Regions from separate parts of the Homo sapiens genome. Here region 1 is linked to region 2. Evidence: chromatin contacts called from ENCODE Hi-C or POLR2A ChIA-PET data. All regions are on one chromosome and are shown on one strand. The core of a region is the stretch at or near the end of the contact, and the rest is flanking DNA. Distances in the headings are between cores, read along the strand shown. Region 1 overlaps DENND2A (DENN domain containing 2A). Region 2 overlaps DENND2A (DENN domain containing 2A).

Region 1 (3,918 bases), core at 1,419-3,918, 80 kb before region 2:
GTTGCTCTGTCACTCAGGTTGGAGTGCAGTGGTGCAATCTCGGTTCACTGCAACCTCTGCTTCCCGGGTTCAAGCAATTCTCCTGCCTCAGCCTCCTGAGTAGCTGGGACTACAGGAGTGCGCCACCACGCCAGGCTAATTTTAAAATTTTCTGTAGAGATGGGCGGACCCACTATGTTGCCCAGGCTGGTCTTGAACTCCTGGTCTTAAGTGATCCTCCCACCTCAGCCTCCCAAAGTGTTAGGATTATAAGCATGGACCTCTGTGCCCACCTTCTTTTTTTTTCCTAAAAGAAAACCATGTTTATTTGAGAATAGCCATTGCAATGGTAATACACAGGACATAGTAAAAACTATGTGCTGCATATTCAAGGAGGTAAAGGAAGACAGGGTTTTTAAAGGAAAAGTAGGGAGGATCACATTGTTTTGAGATCATTATCCTTGGCTACAAGGATCCATAACAAGGCTGGCGCCAGTCTGAGGCTGGACAGGCAGTTGCTGGGCAGATGTCCTCACACAAGTATTTTGTGTGTCTGTGTGGCTCCATTTTGATTCTGGCAACTTTCACATGGTCATTTGTGAACGTTTGTTAGGCTGTACACTAATATCTGTATGTGTATTTTTAAAGTATGTATATTTTGGCAGGGCGTGGTGGCTCACACCTGTAATCCCAGCACTTTGGGAGCCAAGGCGGGCGGATCACCTGAGGTCAGGAGTTTGAGACCAGCCTGGTCAACATGGTGAAACACCGTCTCTGCTAAAAATACAAAAATTAGCCAGGTGTGGTGGCGCCCGCCTGTAATCCCAGCTACTCAGGAGGCTGAAGGGGGAGAATCGCTTGAACTCGGGAGGTGGAGGTTGCAGTGAGCCAAGATCGTGCCGCTGCACTCCAGCCTGGGGGACAGAGCGAGACTCCATCTCAAAAAAAAAAAAAGTAAATAAATTTAAAAAAAAGTATGTATATTTTACTTTAAGCAAAAATGAAAATTAAGATGGGGCAAGTGTGCTAAGATACTTGTACAAAGATGCTGTTTTCGATGTTATGATGTTAAAAACTGGAAACGTCCTGCATGTATAAAGAGCCAAAGGCTGATGAACTAATAGCTTTTAGTATCCCCACAGAATGGAATATTATGCAGTCATTGGGAATGTTGATAAAGATGTACATTTATTTGCTTGGAGTTATTAAGTAAACAATATAATGCGAAATAAGTTAAAAAAAGAAAGTATATTCCAAAAAGTGTCCCTTTCTGGGCAATATACAAATATGCAGACTATTAAGAAAGTTGACTAGTCTGAGGAGCTTGCTAGATACATATATTCCTGAGCCCACACACAAACTTGACTAATCCAAGGAGCTTGTTAGATACATATTCCTGAACCCCCACACTCAAGGATTCAGGGATTCTCATTCAGGCATCCCCCTAGTCCCCACCCACACACACCCAGCCAGAGTTTTTTTGAGAAGGAGTCTTGCTCTGTTGTCCAGGCTGGAGTGCAGTGGCATGATCTCGGCTCACTGCAACCTTCTCCTCCCCAGTTCAAGCGATTCTTCTGCCTCAGCCTTCCAGGTAGTTGGGATTACAGGCACGCACCACGATGCCCGGCTAAGTTTTTCTTGTATTTTTAGTACAGATGGGGTTTTGCCATGTTGGCCAGGCTGATCTTGAACTCCTGACCTCAGGTGATCCACCTGCCTGCCTTGGCCTCTCAAAGTGCTGGGATTATAGGCATGAGCCATTGCGCCCGGCCAGGCAGGTTAATTTTTATGCACAGCCTGGTTTCTACCATTCTGGGAGCATCTTTGAGAATTTGATGTAAACTGTGGATCTTCACCTCTGAAAAAGTAATGGACACACCAAAGCCTGGGTAGAACTTGGAGGGGCGAGGGGGTCCATAACTCCAGCTAAGAGGAAGGATGAGAGGTCACCTCCCCTCATTTTCCTCATTTCTATTTATCCTCGGAAGGCCCCTTGCTCCCGCTCCCTAAAGGTTGAGAACCCCTGCCAGGCAGTATGGCCCCTCTGGGCCATTGTTGAGGTCGGCGCCCCTCCCTTTTGTGTTTCTGTGAGGGTCGCTGGTGAGAGCTGAGGGCAGGGGTCACCTGGTAGTGGCCCTGAGGCTTGCTCTGAGAACCTGCCTCAGCTGTGTTCGGGGCTTTTCCTGCCTCCCCGCTGTCCCTGCTGTCCCCACTGTCCCCGCTGCAGGACAGCTCTTAGGTCGCCCTGAGGTTTTTGGCCTTCTCCACACCCTCCCTGCTTCTGGTCCAGAAAACGCAAGCTGCCTCTCTGGCTGCACACGGCTCATGACGCCGCCCCAGCGTTCTCACCCTCCATCTTGTTACCATCAGCCGCAAAAGGTCCCCCCGCCCCCCACCGTGTACAGGCAGTGCACATCCACTATTGCATTAATGCTGCTCTGGGCCCCTGGAATGAGATGGGAACGGGGTCAAAGTTGTGGCTATGTGTTGGAAGGTGGGCCGTGAGCAGTGTCGTAAACTTGAAGACCCCTAGAACAGTTTACTGACCTCTTTTTGTGTGTGTGCCTCTAAAAGCCAGGGACTACTCAGGCAGTGGACAGTTCCATGGCTTCTTCTAAGAGAACAAGGCAGTCAAGAAGAGTCAGGTCCATTTGGGAAGAGAGACGTCCATGGCCTCGGCCACCAGGTGGCATCACTGTCCCTTCTGGAAGAGCAGCGTGTCTGGGAAGCCACATCCGTCTACAGCTCCCGTTCCTCCCTAGCCTCCACTCTAGGGCAAGGGCCCAGCCTTTCACTAGGAGGCCTCACTCCCTGAACCCGAGGCACCGGCTCCGCCTCCTCCCCTCACAGTCCTCATGTGTCGTCAGTCCCGCTCCGAGGAGCACCTCATTTCTGTTGCCCATCACCACTCCTCTTAGCTCCATTGCTGAGCGGCCGGATGGGACGAACGAGGGGAACGTGTAGGGCAGGACAGGCTCCTCTTGGCCTTGGCATAATAAACAGAAAACCCACACATTTTTCTTACTTTTAATATCTAAGATAAAAAAAAAAACCCAACCACCAAAACAACCCATTTGCATGTCGGCGACACGCCTGGTCTCGGGCTCCCTTTCTGGGGCTGTCCTCCCAGGCGGCTCCCAGGTCCTCATCCAGGGAAGAGCCCAGCCTCGGCCAGAAGCCACCGCGGCCTCCAGTTCCGCACCGTGACAACCTGGGACCCAGCCTTTCAGAAAGGCCACCAGGAACTGTTTTTAAAGCATAGGGCTGCACTAGGAGGAAGTTTTCCCTTGAGGCTGAGAGTTATTTCTTGTGGAGAAATTTCATTTTATTGCCTAAAAAAAAGGAAAATGAGAACATTTCACAAGGCAGACAAAGGAGGGTGAGATAAATCTTGCCCTTTCCACCCAGAAGTGGTGCGGGTAACGGGGCCCCCACGCCACCCCAGGGAGCCTCATCCCTTGCTCTGGAGAAGCCAAAGGGGCTTTGTTCTTTCCAGAGATCCCCGTGGGGTCTTCCTCAGACTTGAGGGGGTTTGAAAGGAAGACCATCAGAGCTGTCTAGGAGGGCTGGCTGCTTCTGTGGTAATAAAGGAAGCACCGAATTAACACATCCCTCAGGAGCCAGGGGAGGAGAAAGTGCCCAGCAATGCTGTGTGTATTTAAAACACTCTGCTTCCAGGTAGCCCTCCGTCCTGCAGGAGGCACAGATATGGCGCCCTTCACAGGCCCTCTGGGAGGGCCTCACTGCTGCAGACACCTCCCTACTGGGGCCTCCGTCCTCTTTTTTGGCTGTCTTCATTCTCCCTTTCCCTTTAAGGGCCTTTTCACTGATTAAACTACAGTCCTTGTAAGTGTCACGTTTCTACTTTCCAGAGGAATTTGGACACCAGTGCGAGTCTTTCTTGCCAGACGTCCTTGTCTGGTTCCCGCCATGCTCCCT
Region 2 (3,851 bases), core at 1,317-3,816:
GTTTTTAGTAGAGACAGAGTTTCCCCATGTTAGCCAGGCTGGTCTCAAACTCCTGACCTCAAGTGATCTGCCCACCTCGGCCTCCCAAAGTCCTGGGATTACAGGCATGAGCCACCATGCCTGGCCCCGTGAATGAATATTTTAAAAGCTGGTTTTAAGTGCTACATTTACTGTTTATAATTTATCCCTACTTCAAGATTTAAAAAAAAAAAGCAGCTGTATTATTGAGTTAATTTTTAGTAAATTGTTTTGAATCCATTTCCCCCAGGATTATTTTCCTCTATGGATTAAAAAAGCTTGGCTACAGGCCAGGTGTGGTGGCTCACGCCTATAATCCTAGCACTTTGGTAGGCTGAGGCAGGCAGATGGCTTGAGTCCAGGAGTTCAAGACCAGCCTGGGCAACATAGCAAAACCCTGCCTCTACAAAAAATACAAAAATTAGCTGGGTGTGGTGGCATGTGCCTGTGGTCGCAACTACTCCGGAGGCGGAGGCAGGAGAATCACTTGGCCCAGGAGGCGGAGGTTGCAGTGAGTTGAGATTGCACCACTGCACTCCGGCCTGGGAGACAGAGCAAGACCCTGTTTAAAAAAAAAAAAAGCTTGGCTAGCCTGGCACCTAGCGACCATTTAAAACATCATCCAGCTGGGTTAGAAATCAAGGATGCCACGCGCTGACTTCCATCCTCCTCCTCCAGCTGCCAGAGTCTTTCTGCCTGTCTCTCCTGAGTGGCCACGGCAGCTCTTCCCCATGGCTCGCCATACTCAGGAAGGGCTTTCCTACCACCAGGTGCTCAGGGCAGGCGGCTAGGCAGGAGGAGACTTCCGTTAGCTCTCAGCTTGCATTCTGTTATCGGGTAACTCCTCCACCGTGTACTAGGATCACTCACAGGGTTTCTGCTTTTCTCTATCCTGGATCTAAACCCTAAATGTCAGAAGGAAAAACTATTTCTGTCCCTCATTGTGGCTAATATCCAACGATTTCCACCTTTCAATGAGAAATGACATGAAAATCACTCTTGTAATGGACAACAGCAACCTTGGAAGAGCAAGCACCGTCTCTCTGTTTTCCAATGCAGCTTCTATTGAAATAAATGGCTTTACTAAATCAAGTTTCTCAGAAGCTTCCAGAGTAGCTTTTGCTCTAAACATCAACTTAATCAAACAATGCGCTCCTTTGAAGACTTGAAACATTCAGTTTTTAGACGTGGTAATTCCGAGTTGTCTCAGGGATGCCTTGCTGACTGAGATGGACCACAGCTTGGCTGGTAAGTTAATTTTAACTGTTAAACCTGTGAGAGCCGAGGGTTGCTGCCCAGCCAGAGAGCTGTGGGGATCCGTATCAGTCCCATAGAAGATGGAAATTATGGAATCAATAACAGCACAGTGTGATCTGGCAGCCATATAATGACTGAGGTTTCACGTCCTCAAGAAGTTCTGAAAGTCTTACACTAAAGCTCCAAGGAAAGGCCAAATCTATATGATGCCAAAATAATCAGCTGAAAAGTTGAAATTTTGGTCATTGCAGTTATTTGGTTTCATAAAGATCTACAAGCTGTCACATGACCAGGTTAAACTAAAATTTAAAAATCTGAATTCCAGTTAAGACATTTTGAGTATGTAGATACATGTGAATTCAGGATGGTGCTCACACTTAAAGAGTAGTAACTTTTCTTGTTAAATGTCGGCCTTAAGGCATTCTTGCCAGAGCTATTAAGTGTATGCCATAAAACACATATAACCAAGTTAATGTTGTTGTAGGAACCTTATCTTTGGAATTTCCTGACATTTGAGGGTTTCTCATTTTCCATTTTAGGATTGAAGGCCTAAGTCCTTGCATTTAATTTCCTGGGGCTTTAAAGAAATGAAGAAAGAAAAGAGAAGACAGCAAATAGAGAGGGAGAGAGAAAAGGAGGGAAAAGGAAGGAAAGAGAAGAGGAGAAAAGAAAAAAGAAGAGAGAGAAACAGGAAGAGAAAAAGAAAAATACGCTTTCTTAAACCGAGGATCTGAATCCGCTGGTTTTGCTCTTAAGGAGGTGAAATAATTGGCCTATGAAAATAAGCTGAATACATTCTCTAAGGCACACACAGCCTGGCCATGAAATTTGAAACCCTCATAACCTCTAAATCCTTAATCATTTCTTTCTTCAACCTTGGTTTGGCTTTCCTCCCTCAAAGAGGGTGGTGCGTCTGCCAAATTCGTGGTACAGTCCTTTTTGTTTTTAAGAGATAGGACCACAATAAAGAGCATACTTTATTTTTTTAAGAGTAGAAAGTGAATATCTTGCCCTAATCACCTCCATTGTACTATTTTAAACAAAATGAAAAACCCAAAGTCAAAATTGTTAAAACACAGCTGATGAAACCATATTCAAACTGGCCAAGAAAAATTTCATCTTTGGACTGAAATAAGTAACTTTAGCTGTTTATAAAGAAAACACTGGAAGACTGAAAAGCGCAGATGATAGTTAAGAGAGAAAAGATAATGGGAATAACTGTTCCCCAGGTTGACTCGCCTGCCCAGTGATGACACAGATGAAGGATTCCAGTTTCCCAGAATCAACCTGTCCCTGGGGGTGTGGGACCTCCTTGGAGGAAGAGCCAGAAGGGGCGTGGAAGGGCTGCTGTGGGAAGCACTGGGCAGGGGCAGGGAAGTCATGGGAGTGCTCGGGGACCCGGGCTTTGGCACTGGCTGGAGAAAGGATTTATTATTGGAGATGGATTCAGATTTTCTCAGAACATAAAGAAGGAAGCATCTAAGTTCTTCTCCAGACCTCAAGTAACACTGAAACTCAAACCTAGTAAAGATAGTGCAATCATCCTGTATGTATTCTGCAAAAAAAAGATAGTGCAATAAAACCCAAGTCTAGACCAGTCTAATTTATTTACTGATACAAAAATCTTAAAATATTAGCAAATAAAATTCAGTAGTACATTAAAAGAATAATAAACCAGGCCCGAATGGGAATTCATCCCCCACATTTAAGGATGGGTTAATATTAAAATATAAATTCAATATGAATGGATCAGAGCAGAAGAATCATATGATCATCAGGAGTTTCTGAAAAGTACTTTAACAAAAATCTAATCTCTAGTCCTAATTTTTAAAACTCTAAGTGAAAAAATAAATATAAATGGACACTAACTTGATAACATAAAAACATATCTCAAATAAGAGTGCCTGTGAGTGAAACTCTAGATGCGTTACCATTAAAGTTAGGGGCGAAGTAAGACTGTACGCTGCTTTCAGCACTACGATTTAACACTGTTCGGAAGTCTCAGCCAGTGCAATTTGGTAAGAGAATTAGGTATAAATTAAAAAGAAAAGGTAAAATGATGATTCTTTGTAGACAATATGGTTATATTCATAGTTTCTATGAATCAACTAACAGACTATTAGAAATAATAAGAAATTTAAGATGTCTTAAAAAATACACATATATATACACACAAACACACACAAAATAAGAGTTTTCTTAAATACAAAGACCATATGAGAAAAAAGACATTAACCATTGCATTAAAAAGAGAAAAGACTTAGAAATAAATGTAGCAAATACATAGCATGTCAAATAATTATATATTAATTACAAAAACCCCCACATATTTTATGTATGTGAAATTTGATAGTAATATTTAGAACATTCAGAAAAATACAGGCAGAAACACTCAAGACATTTTTGGAAAAGGTGAATAATAAGTAAATAAACAAACAAGAGGTTTATAATTACTAAAAAGGAGAGAGACAAAGTGATTATTATTTTTTTTTGCATATGACATGATGTTATATATAGGAAGTCCAAGAGGATCAACTGACTAATTATTAGCAACATTAAGAACTTTCTATAAGCTC

Evidence for each region. A loop is a pair of places that touch in the nucleus more often than their neighbours do. ChIA-PET counts read pairs that join two places held with the same protein, here RNA polymerase II (POLR2A). Pooled maps may share reads with other maps.
Region 1: a map of HepG2 shows a loop between it and region 2 (17-fold over the local background). The contact joins two enhancer-like sites. A Hi-C loop is called at or near these places in 6 of 168 maps with a recorded cell type or tissue (HepG2, K562, MCF 10A and 2 more), 4 of 37 single-sample maps with no recorded cell type and 8 of 50 pooled maps. POLR2A ChIA-PET finds 5 or more read pairs at or near these places in 4 of 52 experiments (HEK293, OCI-LY7, activated naive CD4-positive, alpha-beta T cell and 1 more).

Annotation. Positions count from the first base shown.
Region 1 is chr7:140,515,428-140,519,345 of GRCh38, forward strand. It overlaps DENND2A (DENN domain containing 2A), which reads right to left. Exons shown (of 20, transcript NM_015689.5): 20 at 2,993-3,311. The coding sequence ends at 3,280. Among named protein-coding and RNA genes, the nearest start is that of MKRN1, 38 kb to the left of the region's middle. Within about 2 kb of position 2,669, at least 11 of the 41 ENCODE cell types and tissues checked have a DNase peak (open chromatin) inside an H3K27ac peak, as active enhancers do.
Region 2 is chr7:140,595,181-140,599,031 of GRCh38, forward strand. All of the region lies in intron 3 of DENND2A (DENN domain containing 2A), which reads right to left. Among named protein-coding and RNA genes, the nearest start is that of DENND2A, 44 kb to the right of the region's middle. Within about 2 kb of position 2,567, at least 4 of the 41 ENCODE cell types and tissues checked have a DNase peak (open chromatin) inside an H3K27ac peak, as active enhancers do.